Regions from separate parts of the Homo sapiens genome. Here region 1 is linked to region 2. Evidence: chromatin loops called from intact Hi-C (ENCODE). Cell type or tissue: GM12878. All regions are shown on one strand. Links, peaks and the distances in the headings refer to the core of each region. The heading gives the core; the rest is flanking DNA.

The links. Hi-C counts contacts between places; a loop is a spot of excess contacts. Peaks named below come from ENCODE experiments on the same cell type or tissue, not always from the same donor. Only the 100,000 strongest peaks of a DNase experiment are listed, where the experiment ranks them.
Region 1: it touches region 2 in a loop (3-fold over the local background); 1 of 110 quality-filtered maps calls a loop at or near these places.

The regions. Positions count from the first base shown.
Region 1 is chr4:106,192,986-106,196,985 of GRCh38, forward strand. TBCK (TBC1 domain containing kinase) reads right to left here. Exons shown (of 26, transcript NM_001163435.3): 21 at 1,733-1,769; 22 at 624-785. Among named protein-coding and RNA genes, the nearest start is that of TBCK, 120 kb to the right of the region's middle. In GM12878, for the core only: no CTCF peak of the experiment used is centred there; no DNase peak of the experiment used is centred there.
Region 2 is chr4:105,502,730-105,514,977 of GRCh38, forward strand. No RefSeq gene overlaps it. Among named protein-coding and RNA genes, the nearest start is that of PPA2, 35 kb to the left of the region's middle. In GM12878, for the core only: no CTCF peak of the experiment used is centred there; a DNase peak (open chromatin) is centred at 6,792.

The sequences.
Region 1 (4,000 bases), core at 1-4,000, 690 kb after region 2:
AATTTCATCTTTTTACCCATAGCTTCAAAGCTCAGACTATAGTTATCCATATTTCTACATTTAAGCATTCAACTCCTAGGTTTACAAACTCCTTACTTGTGAATACTCTATATAGCTTAACATATTCTCCTGCATTGCATGACATAGATGATTTGTCCTCCCAAGAGGGCAGTATTTCCTTTTGTCAAATCGTAAAATTGTTAGCAAGCAGCTTTGGCTGGGAGGCAACAAAGTTTTGTGAATTGTATCTTTTTATAAACACAGATTCTTAAACACCTTCCCAAGTGGCCTTTCTATACTTTCCATCACTGAAGAGAAACAGCCCCTGTCCTAAGCAAAAGAGCAAATATGATATTGCCCCCAACTTCCTGGCATTTTACCCATTTAGTAGCATTACCAAGATGGAAGTAAATCACAGTGAGCGGGTATGACCCAGATTTGTATTTACAATGCTGGGTCAGCAGAAGAAGCAGTATATGAGAGAAAGAATCCAGAGAGGATGATGAGGCCCAAACAGAAGAGATGCTGAAGGCCTGGATGGTTATTTTTGCCAATGGCTTAAGAATGTGTCATTATTTCATAGTCAAATTTCATTTAATGGCTCCATTTATTTAGATCTATACCTGGTAAATCGGAGAAGAGAAGAATACACTCATTAAAGCCATTAGCCAAAAGCCGGTCCCGCAGCTGCTGAAGAATTGCTACTCCAATACAGAATGGGAAAGAGGAATTCCCAAGTAGTAAGGTATCCCAGAGGTGGAAAATTTTGTGTAGTGGAAATACATCTGTAAAACGATAAAAATACAAATAAATTAAAAAACCAAAATAACAATTAAAACAATAACAACTTACTTTACTAGTTCTATAATTATTACCTTATGGTCAAAACTATTACTTCAGAGCTAATACTACCAAACTCTTTTTATGAAATGTTTATTTGGCTTTGAAAATTTATAGCTTCCTAAGGCATCTTAAAAAATTGATAATCAAACAGATAATATTTTTAACCCTATTAACCATTCATAATATTTCTTCCCAGAACTTTCCAGTTATATTATTCTCACAGATTTATCTAGATGAACTTTAGTGTTGTTTTAGGTACAGTAAAATAACGTATCTATTATATTCTCTAAACAACTGTTTTAATAAATTCCCACCAAAAATCCTATGAGCAACTTCCTATTTTTTGTAACTTCCTTTTTCTTATTAACAATACTATGTATATCTTCCAGGCCACTGCATAAATATCTACTTCAAATATTATTACAGTTACCATGTAAACCATATTTTATTAGTAAGGATGTCCACTTTATTAATATTTGTAGCAAATTAAAGTATTACGCATTCACATAATCTGCTTAATTTCTAGAGGAATCCTAGTTTAAAAAATAAAAGTTACTGAAGAATCTCTGAAAATTAAGCCTGATTTGATTGTAATAGTTGCCCTTATAAGCTTTATGTAAATATTATAGTTAATTTTTTTTCAAAGGGGGGCAGAGTTTGTACAAATATCATGAAATGTCCAATAGGTTTTTATTTTATAGAATTCTCACTTTGATATTCAGGGATCAGAACAACTGAAATTCTTTTCTACCTAACTCTATTATGTTAGAAACACATAAAAATACTTACTAAATCTGCTCAATGTTATTGTAAATATAAAATATGGGGAGGCATCGGGCTGTCCTTTTGCTAATACAATATCAAAAAAACCGGGGGAAGTCATACTTACGAGTAAACATGGTAAGAAACCAAGGGATGGCATAGAGCTATGAGTGGAAAAAGGGGTACAGGGAATGGATAAAAAGGAAATAAAAAAGATAATTAGAATGATTACCAATAAACTAAATGGTAAATGTAAGTTCTATGTTTTGGTCTACTTTATTGGTTAAAATAAAAGAGAATGTAGTGTTAAGTTTAGCCTAAAGCTGCCTCCTTAAATGTTTTAAGTTCGGCCTAAAGATTTCTCCATACATAGTGAATCATATCTAACTGGATGTGTAAACAGACTGTAGCAAATGCTGAGCTGTAACCAATCTAGCTGTTTCTGTACCTCACTTTTGTTTTCTGTATGTCACTTTTCTTTTTCTGTCCATAAATCTTCCACCATGTGGCTATGCTGGAGTGTCTGAACCTCTTCTGGCTTGGGGGCTGCCAATTTATGAATTGGTCTTTCCTCAATTAAACTCTGTTAAATTTAATTTGTCAAAGGTTTTTCTTTTAACATAGGTAATTACAGTTATTACAAATACTCTTATATAATGATACTATCCACATTACAAATGTAGATGACTCTTTTGGCAAAGATTATTCACAGAATGTCTTTATTTCACCAAAGGATAGACTCAAGACCATGGCTAATCCAAATGCAATGCTGGTATACTAATTTCAAGGGTATATTTTACTTTACAGGTTTGTACAGAATATTTCTGAGATTTTAAAGATCCTTGTGTTAGTTAATTGACTGCATCAGGTGATACCTAGGTATCTGGTTAAATGTGTGTGTTTGTGTGTGTGTGTGTGTTTGTGTGTGATGGTGTTTCCAGATAAGATCAGCATTTGAATCAGTGGACTCAGTAAACTGTCCTCTCCAGTGTGGGTAGGTATCATGTAATCAACTGAGAGCCTGAACAAAACAAAGGTAGAGGAAGGAGGAATGTGCCTCTTCTTTTCTACCTCACTGCTTGAGCCGGAACATTTCATCTAATCTTCCCCTGCCTTTAGACTGGGATTTGTATCACCAGCTTCCTGGTTCTCAGACCTTTGGAATCAGAATTACAAACACCTCTAGACTCTCAATTATACCACTGGCTTTCCTGGGTATCCAGCTTTCAAACAGCATATTGTGGGATATCTCAGCCTCCATAAATGTGTGAGCCAATTACTCATAATAAATCTCCTCTATCTATGTTTATATATCTCCTATTGGTTCTGTTTCTCTAGAGAACCCTAATACAGTCCTCATAAGTTTTGAGGTACTCTTAATTGTATTTTTAAGAATTAATTAGATACTTTTTAAATGTTCAAAATGTCTCAATAAAAGGTATTATGAAGCATGTGCTTTTTGTTACCACTTAATTAACAGGATGCTTCATAACAGACTAAAAGTAATAAGATCTAATATTACCATTATTAATAATTTGACAAATTTATTCTCCTAAGTTTACTACCTAGAAATATATACATACACACATATATAGCTATATATATAGTATATATCGTTCTATATACACACATATAGACATATACATTTTCAAATTTTAGAAGGTTTTAGAAGTGACAAATCATCCTTAATTTATAAAAGTAGAGTAAAAATCTCCTTTGTCAATAGCAAGTATCAAAAATCAACAATAATTTACTGAAAAAGCACTAATTTTATTTCACTTTATGAGTTAATACAGGCTGCTATTAAAGACTTCTTTACTACCTACAGGGTTAGTTTAAATAAATATTATTTCAGCACCTAGCAATTATGAATTTATGAGTAAAAGGTGCATATTGTCTTTGCATTTCACTCAATTGAGTATTTATACTATCAAGATGACAGTCAAGAACTTTATAAGTATATTAAAATCTAAGTACTACATGTGAAATAAAACCCACTCATCTCCACCATATCATCATTTTTTATAGGCTGACATTTAGATACATTTTTCTAGGGACAATATAAATGGAAAAAGGAAAAAGTACAAAGGTATATGACTTCACTGTAATGAGTAAGGGTTGTAGAAAACAATAAAACATAAATTGTTCATTTAAATTTAAATTAAAAAATAAAGTCAGCAAAATTAGTTTCATTGCTATTATTCAACATCTCTTTTAAAGACACGACATCAATATTACCTTCTCCCTTTTTGATGAAAGCTAACTGTCATTAAGAATCTTCTTCAAATTATTTCAGCAACTAGCTAACAGTGCCTTTCTCCTATACTAGTCTTTGTAATTAGCTTCATCAAGATCTATGGAAGAATTCTGCTTCTGACCAAGGTGGCATAACAGG
Region 2 (12,248 bases), core at 4,343-8,342:
TTGTTTCTGTTTTTTTGGTGTTTAGCAAGAAAGATTACCACTTCTAGAAATATTAATTAAGCACAGTATTAGTAAAACTTTAGAAAGATACAAAATCAAGTATAGTAAAAACGTTATACAACAACAAAAGAAATATTGAGGCTATTAATCAAACTCATGTTATTATTTTAGAATAAATTTAAAGGTATGCAGAATAATAAGTTTTATAGTCCTTGTATTTGTGTATATTTTCTCTGCTATTTAAGATGTTTAGTCATACTAAATGTGGAATTACTATTTATCTTTTTAAAGTAAATTTAGTTAACCAAATTTAGCACTGATGTAAATATGTGAGTTTAGTAAGTAAACTAATATACGAATTTAATAAGCTAAAAATTAAACAAAGTACAAATACTTTTGATTGTTCCTCTCCATATATCAAAAAACCCTTACACAAAAAGAGACATATATAATCAACTACAAATATGTAGAGCTAGCCAATACATTCAGCTCAAAGCTAAACACCTAGCTCCTAGCACAAGTTAGTAAGAATTTGATACACATTTGTTAAATGAATATTACAAATGTTAAATGAATGTTACGAGATAAACTGTGGCAAAGGAAATGAATTACAGAGTTCTGGGTATATAAGCCATGACAGTTCCTACAAGTGTGTATTTGTTTTCTTTTTTCTTTTGTAGTAATCTTTACCCTAGCACTGGAAATATATGTATTTTCTAATAGCAACACAGAAGCGTGATGGATAGCAAAGAGAAGCTAACCTAGAATGTTCTCTTTTAAAAAAGAATAAAGCACAATTTGACTAACTTATATCTGGCAAATTACAAGTCAAATGTAACAAAAAATCTAGAGACAGTAGTTTTCTTTGGAAAGAAAAGAATCCTAATGCCAAATCTAGTACTTGGTAAACTAGATTAGAATATACGTTTACCACTACATAAAAAAAGCCAGTCACCATGACTGTGTTAAAATATATATTGCAATGAAAAAGTGAGGTGGCTACATTTTTTCATATACTTCTAAATTTGTTTCTTATTTTAGAAACCAGGAACAAACATAGATCACAATTATTTAAAAGTTCGATTCTTTTTTCCTATATAATGACCTCTAGAGCAGTGTTCTGTTAGTTATTAACTCAATCACTTTGAAAAGACGTTGAAAAGAAAATATGTTTCAAATATGTACAAGCATATTGTACATATTGTATACCCAACTTAGCTTTCAGAGATACAGTTTTGTATCTCAAAGAATATAAAATCTCACAGGGAGAAGACACAGTATTTCCATATTTTGTACAATCAACAAACATAAAAATCTTGAAAAATGCTATGTATCAATTAAAATTTAAGAGACTAAATTAACGTTTTATTTTTCCTAATACTCAGCTCGCCAAGGAAACTTGTTTCTCTTAGGTTCAGACCTTTGACACATCAGGAATTGTTAATTCTTATTAGTATCACCGAACTTTGCCTTTTTTGGAGCTGATGAGTTTTGCTGAAAGGGATCCATAAAATCAATTCAATACCTGTAAGAATGGTGACCATTCCATTTTGGTGAGCTTATTTAGGTCAATGAAAAACTCTCAAGTTTTGTCCTTTGCTTCGGCTCCAGACTTACTCAACATCACCAAAGTTGTTGAAATTACAATTTCCAGTATCTTTTTGTTTCCTGGCCACTTCTCTTCAGACTTGCTTAAATACACTTCTTTTGCCTCAACAGGTAGCTTTCAGGAAGTTATATATTCAGTAAAACAAATATTTTATTAGATTAGAAGAGGCTTAAGTGAAATATTGTCAAATGCTAAGAAGGCCCCTTTCATCATTAAGATCTAGTTTGTCCATATCTCATAATATCTATCATCCACTTTTCCTCCTTTCCCCATTCTCAGGCCCTTGTTACCTGTACTATTTTTTCTGGATAATTTAACTAGCCTCCTATGGCAGAGGCTTGTAACTACCTACTATTTTCCAGTTCTTCCTTAATAATAGAACCCCAAATTTATCTTGAATGGCAAGGTACCCAGCTAGTAAAATCATTCCCTAGCCTCTCTTGTAGCTAGGCATACACATGTGATGAAGTTTTTGCCAATGAACTTAACTCTCATGAACTCCAGTGAAGATGGAAACAAAAACGTTACAGAAGACTTTCTGAAAGACTTCTTGAAATCTACTGGGAATTGAGCCCATTTTGCCCTCCTCCATCCTCCTTCCTGCTGCATATAGAGTGGTAGTAATGGTCAGTGTGCCAATAGCCATCTTGGAAGCCAGCACTAGTGTGACGAAAGAATTCTAGACACCAGATGGCCATGAATCTATCATACTGGCTAGTCCCACTGCTGACTTCTCTGATTTCTTTTACTTGAAATAAAAGTAAACTATGGAGTTATAGTAGCAAATGGATGTCAGGCTCAAACAGGGTCACTGAGGACAGTTTTATGAAGGGACTCTGCAGGGGTATGAGCAGGGTTAAGGCAAATTAACAAGGGACAGTGAAGCATCCTGCTTTAGTTACAGCAAAGAAGCCTGTTTGCCCCTGGGCCAAAAGAGAGAGAGAGAGAGCAGACCCCAGGTTCCTGATAGGAGTTTCTTATGGCCTTCAAGGTAACACTCCTGGCAGGGAAGGACTCAGGATAATAATCACTCTGGCCTGGTTCTCTACCTGCTCTCATTTCTCCTGCTGTGTTTCCTATGGTCAAAATCAATAATAAATTACAGGGTAAAATTAGCCTCTTTAAATAGCCCATAAAAGTTAGCCATTAGAAGCACCAGGCACGGTAGAGAAGGATAGAAAGCGAATCTAGAGAAACAAATAGAAAATGTTCAGCACAATTGCTTAATTGCCTTCCTGCTTTCAAGCTCTCCGTCCCCCTCCACATACCCCCCAAATATCCACCCACATTTTACTATTATCTTCTTGAAGTAGAAACCAACATTATCATTTTCCTTCTTTGCTAAAAATTCTTCGGGGTATACTACTTATCTAACAAATCAAGTCCAAACCCTTTAACTGAGTACATAAGGCTATCACCATCTTGTTACAGTATGCTTTTCCAAACTGATTTCTCTGCAGTTTCCTATATGTATCATATGCTGCAACCAAGTCATAAGAATCACCATTCCAAACAGCCTGGGCTTTCCCATTTCCTTTGCCTGTGTTCTTCTTAGCTCAAGGGGCAGGACACTGCTTTCTTACTTTCTTGCCTTGAAAAACCTCACCTGTATTTTAAGGCATAGCTCAAAGTGTCATGTACTCTAAGAACACTTCCTGACACCCTGAGATAGGTTTTCCCCTTCCTTCTTTTGAATGTTAGCACTTTGTTTCTACCCCTCAAATTGATGGCCAAATACAGATTCCCTCCTGTACTTCCCACAACATGCTCCTTCTCAATAAATGGCCCCTTCATCCTGTCAGTCTCCCAAGCTACCACTTTGAAGTCATCCTTGGCTTTTTTTTCTTCCCACTTCCCATATCCAGCAAATCCAGGTTCCTATATCTTCAACATATATCCTGAATTCAACTCCATTACTACCTATCCTAGCCAACCACCTTCCAGTTCTTGCGGTGTTATTGCAATAGTTGCTTTCTCATCAGCCCTTACCTACTACTACTCTCTTATCGACATGACAGCAAGAGCCATTCTTTTAAAATCTAAGTGAGAGCATGTCACACCTCTGCTCAACATCCTCCACTGGTTTCTCATCTCATCAGGAATAAAAGCTAGAGGCCTTCCGATACCCTACCAGGCCCTGCCTAATATAATATGATCCTCCATGTCCCCACTGTTTCACATACCACCTCTCTTACTTCATAATTCCTGTCTCACTTACTCCATTCCAGTGATGTTTGTCCCATTGCTGTTGCTACACTCATCACACCTATGTCCTTCTCAAGTCCTTTGCACTTTCTCTGACCTAAGCATTTCTTCCCCAACACCCACATAGCTTATTCTTTGAATTCTTGAAGTTCTCTGTTCAATTACCACCTTTCCAGTGAGACCATCCCTAATTACAGAAGCCCATGTCCTCATCTCCATTTCCTATTCTCTTTACCCTACTTTCCGTAGCATGTATCAACATCCTACTTACTTTGCATGTAGTGGTAGTTTATATATGATCTCTTCCCTCATTATAATGTAAGCTCCATAAACCATAAGAATGTTATTCATTGACTCAACATTAATGCCTGGTACACAATAGGCACAAAGTACATGAAAAAACTAATCACATAAGTTTTTATTCTTTTTGTAAAATTATGTAATCCCTATTACTTTATAATAGAAATATAATGTGAGCTACATATATAATCTAAACTGTTCTAATTCTGACATTTTAAAAAAGTAAAAAGAAACAAGAAATTGATTTCCTATTTGATTTAACTCAATATGTCCAAATCATTATCAACATATAATCAATATAAAAGTGTTTGTGATATATTTTACATTCTATTTTTCACACTAGGTCTTCAAACTTTGGGGTGGTTTTACACATAGAACAGATCTCAATTCGGATTAGTCACACTCCTAGTGCTTAATAGTCACATGTATCAAATGGCTACTGTATTGGTCAGCACACAGAATAGCTATAATGGTGAAAAATTGCAAGAGAGGAAGAAAAAGTTCTAATATTCCAGCAAGTTCTGGGGCATGTGGCAAGTGAGGGAATGAAGAGTTTTCAATATGAAAAAACCAGAAGGAAGATGGAAACTATGAGAAATGTCCAGGATCAGTTAAGGAAAGCAGATAGATTTTTTTTTTTTTAGAACATCTGAAGTTGTAAGAGGATGTGTTTACATGGAGATAGAAGTTCCAGGGACAGAATGGGAAGAGTAGTTCACAAAGACAAGCATGGGTAATGAATTCAGAAGGAGGTGCAGCAGAGAGCCCTGCTGTTCAGGAAATGGTGGAAGGTAAGAGAGATGAGAAGACTGGCGGGCTACCTGATCCAAGGTTCCATATGGAACTCTGGAAGAGTGTTCCTTTGTGTTTGTTTGTTTTGTTTCTTTTCCTTTCTAGTATCAGTAGAGGCCAATTGCTGGGATAGCCATGGTCCAGTGAGCAATCACAGGCCTTTGTTCAAAATTTCAAGTTAATTTGTGGTTTTCTGAAAGTGGAATAACAGTTTAAGAGAAGTGCTTCATTAGAACTACAACTCAATGGAAGGGCTAGTACTTGTTTATCTATAATATTAATCATTTAATATTTTATAGATGGTTTCTTTACTCATAATTTAACCAAGAGTGTCATCATCTATGGCAGAGGAGAGGCAGGGTAATTTTCTTAGCAATTATTTCAGAAGTCTTGGCAAAAAATAAAGGTTGACACAAAGAAATAAAAAAAATCTGAATTTGAGGGGAAAAGAAAATTTAGTTCATTTCTCTCCTACTCACTATGCTACTTGTGACTTTTACAGTGATGGTATGGTAGAAGTGAACAGAAATGGAAAGTAGAAACATTGCCATTTAACTTGTATAGTTTTGCCATTTGGCCCACAAAAACAAAACAAAACAAAAAAAAAACTGATACTTTTTCTCATTGGATAGTTTTGTGAGTTCTTAGGAGACCCTCTGTTTGTGTCATCTCACATTTCCAGAAAGTCTTCTTGAGCGGTTCCTTGCAAGACAGCCAAAGTGGTCCACACTTGGCCCATGTGATACACGCATACATCCTTGCCCTACCAAATTGTCTCATTATAGCCTTGCCTTTTTCCTCAGCCATCATATGTCCTCTTATCCAGCCTCCCCTTTCATTTCAAAGTCAGAACTCAGAACACTAACACTGACAATTAGTGAAATTATTATTTGAAATTCCAAGTGAAGTGCTCTGTTTCTGTATAGTATTTACAACAATTTACTAAAGATGTTATTTTTTTCTCTCACTTCATTCTCGTAAGAGGTTAGGCTGAAAAAGAAACGGACAATTTTATTATTTTATTGTATAGAAAAAAATGGAAATTGTTGCAATTGCTGCTGTTGTGAATAAAGCTAGCTCATATTCTTAACAGCCCACCTTAGACTTTTTTTTTTTTTTTTTTTTTTTTTTTTGATACAGAGTCTTGCTCTATCGCCCAGGCTGGAGTGCAGTGGCATGATCTCAGCTCACTGCAGCCCCCACCTCCCAGGTTCAAGCAGTCTCCTGCCTCAGCCTCCCAAGTAGCTGGGATTACAGGCACCCACCATCACACCTGGTTAATTTTTGTATTTTTAGTAGAAATGGGGTTTCACCATGTTGGCCAGGCTGCTTTTGAACTCCTGACCCCAAGTGGCCCACCTTGGCCTCCCAAAGTACTAGAATTATAGGTGTGAGGCACCATGCCTGGCCACCAATCCTAGATTTTTGAGGCAGTCTTTTAATCTGGGTGCATGTTGGTCTCTCTGTCATCTATATTACACTGCTTTTCACAGCAGCTACTAGTAGTGGAAATATATAATTGTGTCTGGGAGTCATAGCAAATGAGATGAGCAGGAACAAGTTGGACCTAGTCCTGAGGGATCTAGCCATGCTAAGGAGTGTGGATTTTATTGTGAAGGCTTATGCCTTAGGGGATAAAAAGGAGAAAAGAAGGGGAGGGAAGGGGAAGGGAGGGGAAGGAAAGGGAGGGGGAGGAGAGGGAGGGGAAGAAAAGGGAGGGGAAGGAAAGGGAGGAGAAGGAAAAGGAGAGGAAGACAGGGAAAGGGAGCGGAGGAGAGGGGAGAGGAGGGAAAGGCAGGAGAGAGGAGGGGAAGGTTGGGGAGGTCCTCTGGTTTGCCTGATTGCTCATTTAATAACTATTTAATTTCTCTTCCTCTTTTTGCTGCCAAACTTCTCAAATGAGTCCTCTTTACTGACACTTATGTAATAGGATGTTATGATAGGGCTTCTACTATTTTATCAGTTTCTGAGTGAGGCTCTAAACTTGAGAACAAAATGTTTTATTATCCACAAATTATAAAAAGACTTATCATACTCTCCATAACTAAAGAGTGACTCAAAAGAGGCAGCCTAAAAATTAATCAGGTGATTTGTCCCCAGCCTACCTTGATGAGGGGAGACTTAAAGATTCATAAAGACAAAAAAGGACTTTTTTACAGGAAAAATCATAAAGGCTGAATATGAAAACAAATAATGGCCAGATTGTATATGTCAAAAGAACTCTAACTCACGTCTGCAACAATCAGCCAGAAAAGCCAAACCACAACCTCTGTAGCAATTGGTCAGAACAGTCAAGACTTGATCAATGACTGCCAGCTTCTCTATTTGTTGTTGTTGTTGTTGAGACAGGGTCTCACTCTGTTGCCCAGGCTGTGAGGGTAGTGGCATGATCTTGGCTCACTGTAGCCTCAATCTCCCAGGCTCAAGTGATCCTCCTACCCCAGACTCCTGAGTATATGGAGGTTAATTTTTAGCCCCTTCGAGCCTGGTTAATTAATTAATTTATTTATTTATTTTTTAGTAGAGATGGGGTTCTGCCATGTTGCCCAGGCTGGTCCAGAACTCCTGCACTGAAGTGATCTGCCCACCTCGGCCTCCCACAGTGTTGGGATTACAGGTGTGAGCCATGGCGCCCAGCCACTTCTCTACTTCTTGCCCTATTTCAACTCAGGACCAGCCAGAGAAAGCCAAATATACTCCTCAAACCAATCACATAAAATGCTGCACTTCTAGTTTGCCTTCCTCTGGTTTCCTTGGGCCAACAGTTTCAATCAGCATACTTGAAAGGTTTCCCACTCTCCTGCCTGTCTGCCTTGAGTCTCTGCCAAATGTAAATGATGGTGGCTGACACATCTGCTATAGCAAAACTCTAAGTAAATAACCTCACTTCTCATTTGGGTGCCCTTCATTTATTTCCACAGTTGATAGAGTGTTAGGACGTTTCTCCTCTCCTCTGCTTGGGGAACAGAACAGGGTGCTCCCCCATAAGCTACAGCCAAAGGCCATGGAGGCTGACACCTCACTCAATTCCAACAAATGTCTAAAGGGGAAGCTCACTTTGGCTTCTGTGTGGAGGATAAATTATTAAGAAGACATGACTTCTCAGCAGCATATGATGTAACTATTTTAAGGCTTATTCTACTAGATGGCCATCTTAGAGGCTATTGCCATCATCAGAGCAAAAAGAGCTAGATGAGCAGTATTAATGGCAGTATATTTTAGAGATAGAGCCTGTAGAATCTACTGATTAACCGGAGGGAGTTGTATGGCAAAAAGAAATTAAGGAGGCTCTCAAGTTGGGAGCCTCAGCAGCTGGATGGATAAGGTCATAACTGAAATTGGGAAAACCTGTGGGGAAGTGAATTTGGAGAGCAGAGAGAAAAATCAAGAGTCCTATTTTGTCCAGTCCAGTTTGAGGTACCTATTAGACTTCAAAGGGATACACCAAGAAGGTAGTCGGGTAAACATGATGAGACATCAGCTGTGTTACTCAGCACTCTGGGTTTCATTCCCATTCCTGCTGCTTAGAAGGTGGGTTTCTTTGGTTGACTTTGTTAACTCCCTGAGCTCCTATTCCCTTATCTTTTATTTATTCATTCATTTATTTAAATTTTTTAGTTTCATTGCTTTTTGGGGAACAGGTGGTATTTGGATACATGAGTAAGTTCTTTAGTGATGATTTGTGAGATTTTGAGCATCACCTGAGCAGTATACACTGAACCTAATTTGTAGTCTTTTATCCCTCACCCGCTTCCCACCCTTGCCCCCTGAGTCCCCAAAGTCCGTTGTGTCATTCTTATGCCTTTGAATCCTCATAGCTTAGCTCCTACTTATGAGTGAGAACATATGATGTTTGGCTTTCCATTCCTGAATTACTTCACTTAGAATAATAGTCTCCAATCCCATCCAGGTTGATGCCGATGCTATTAATTCATTCCTTTTATGGCTGAATAGTATTCCATTGTGTGTGTGTGTGTATATATATATATATATATATATATATATATATATATATATATATATATATCACAGTTTCTTTATCCACTTGTTGATTTATGGGCATTTAGGTTGGTTCTACATTTTTGCAATTGTGAATTGTGCTGCTATAAACATGCATGTGCAAGTATCTTTATCATATAATGACTTCTTTTCCTCTGGGTAGATACCCAGTAGTGGGATTGCTGGATCAAATGGTAGTTCTACTTTTAGTTCTTTAAGGAATCTCCATATTGTTTTCCATAGTGTAGAAGTGTTCCCTTTTCACTGCATCCACGCCAACATCTATTAATTTTTGAGTTTTTTAATATGGCCATTTTTGCAGGAGTAAGGTGGTATTGCATTGTGGTTTTGATTTGCATTTCCCTGATCATTAGCAATGTTGAGCATTTTTTCATATGTTTGTTGGCCATTTGTATATCTTCTTTTGAGAATTGTCTATTCACATCCTTAGCCCACTTTTTGATGGGGTTGTTTGTTTTTTTCTTGTTTTTTTAGTTGAGTTGGTTATCAGTTCTGGATATTAGTCCTTTGTCAGATGGATAGGTTGTAAAGATTTTCTCCCACTGTGTCAAGTGTCTGTTTACTCTGCTGGCTGTACCTTTTGCCATGCAAAATCTCTTTAGTTTAATTAAGTCCCAGATAATTATCTTTATTTTTATTGCATTTGCTTTTGGGTTCTTGGTCATAAAATCCTTGCCTAAGCCAATGTCTAGGAGGGTTTTTCTGAGGTTATCTTCTAGAATTTTCATAGTTTCAGGTCTTAGATTTAAGTCCTTGATCCATCTTGAGTTGATTTTTATATAAGGTGAGAAATGGGGATCCAGCTGCATTCTCCTACATGTGGCTAGCCAATTATTCCAGCACCATTTGTTGAATAGGGTCCTTTCCTCACTTTATGTTTTTGTTTGCTTTGTCAAGGATCAGTTGACAGTAAGTATTTGAGTTTATTTCGGGGTTCTCTATTCTGTTCCATTGGCCTATGTGCCTATTTTTATACCAGTGCCATGCTGTTTGGGTGACTATGGCCTTATAGCATAGGTTGAAATCAGATAATGTGATGGCTCCAGTTTTGTTCTTTTTGCTTAGTCTTGCCTTGGCTATGGGGGCTCTTTTTTAGTTCTGTATGAATTTTAGGATTGTTTTTTCTAGTTCTGTGAATGATGGTGGTATTTTGATAGGAATTGCACTGAATTTGTAGATTGCTTTTGGCAGTATGGTTGTTTTCACAATATTGATTCTACCCTTCCACGAGTATGGGATATGCTTCCATTTGTTTGTGTCATCTATGATTTCTTTCAGCAGTGTTTTGTAATTTTCCTTGTTGAAGTCTTTCACCTCCTTGGTTAGGTGTGTTCCTAAGTATTTTTTTTTTTTTGCAGTTATTGTAAAAGTGGTTGAGTTCTTGATTTGATTCTCAGCTTAGTCACTGTTGGTGTATAGCAGAGCTACTGATTTGTGTACATTAATTTTGTATCCTGAAAGTTTGCTGCATTCATTTTTCAGTTCTAGTAGCTTTTTGGAGGAGTCTTTAGAGTTCTCAGCAAACAGCAACAATTTGACTTCCTTTTTACCTATTTGTATGCCCTTTATTTGTTTTTCTTGTCTGATTGCTCTGGCTAGGACTTCCAGTACTATGTTGAAGAGAAGTGGTGAAAGTGGGCATCCTTGTCTTGTTCCTGTTCTCAGAGGGAATGCTTTCAACTTTTTCCCTTTAAATATTATGTTGGCTGTCGGTTTGTCATAGATGGCTTTTATTACATTAAGATATGTCCCTTGCATGCCAATTTTTTTGAGGGTTTTAATCAAAAAGGGATGCTGGATTTTGTCAAATGCTTTTTCTGCATCTATTGAGATGATCATGTGATTTTTGCTTTTAATTCTGTTTATGTGGTGTATCACATTTATTAACTTGCGTATGTTAAACAATCCCCACATTTATTGACTTGTGTATGTTAAACAATCCCTGCATCCCTGGTATGAAACCCACTTGATCATGGTGGATTATCTTTTTGATATGTTGTTGGATTCAGTTAGCTAGTATTTTGTTAAGGATTTTTGCATCTATGTTCATCAGGGATATTGGTCTGTATTTTTCTTTTTTGGTTATGTCCTTTCCTGGTTTTGGTATTAGGGTGATACTGGCTTCATAGAATGATTTAGGGAGGATTCCCTCTTTCCCCATCTTGTGGAATAGTGTCAATAGGATCAGTACCAATTCTTTGAATGTCTCGTAGAATTCAGCTGTGAATCTGTCTGGTCCTGAAATTTTTTGTTGGTAATTTTTTTATTACCATTTCAATCTTTCTGCTTGTTATTGGTCTGTTCAGGGTATCTAATTCTTCCTGATTTAAGCTAGGAGGGTTGTATCTTTCCAGCAATTTATCCACCTCCTCTAGGTTTTCTAGTTTATGTGTGTAAAGATGTTCATAGTAGCCTTTAATGATCTTTTGTATTTCAGTGGTGTTGGTTGTAATATCTCCCATTTTATTTCTAATTGAGCTTATTTAGATTTTCTCTCTTCTTTTCTTGGTTATTCTTGCTAATGGCCTATCATTTTTTTTATCTTTTCAAAGAACCAGCTTTTTGTTTATTTATCTTTTGTATTTTTTTGTGTGTGTCAATTTCATTTCGTTCTACTTTGATTTTTGTTATTTCCTTTTTCTGCTGGGTTTGGGTTTGTTCTTGTTTCTCTAGTTTCCTCAGGTGGGACCTTAGATTGTGTATTTGTGCTCTTTCAGACTTTTTGATGTAGGCATTTAAGGCTATGAACTTTCCTCTTAGCACAATCTTTGCTGTATCCCAGAAGTTTTGATAGGTTATGTCACTATTATTGTTCACTTCAAATAATTTTTTAATTTCCATCTGAATTTCATTTTTTACCCAATGATCATTCAGGAGCAGGTTATTTAATTTCCATGTCTTTGCATGGTTTTGAGGGTTCCTTTTGGAGTTGATTTCCAGTTTTAGTCCACTGTTGTCTGAGAGAGTACTTGGTATAATTTCAATCTTCTTAAATTTATTGAGACTTGTTTTGTGGCCTATCATATGGTCTATCTTGTAGAAAGTTCCATGCATTCGAGAATAGAATGTATATTCTGTGTTTGTTGGGTAGAATGTTCTGTTAAATATCTGTTAAGTCCATTTATTCCAGGGTATAGTTTAAATCCATTGTTTCTTTGTTGACTTTCTTTCTTGGTGACCTGTCTAGTGCTGTCAGTGGAGTATTGTAGTCCCCCACTATTATTATGTTATTGTCTTAGGTCCAATAGTAATTGTTACTTATAAGTGAATTCTTATAGGGAATTGCTTATAAGTAATTCTTATAAGGAATTATAGGGAATTA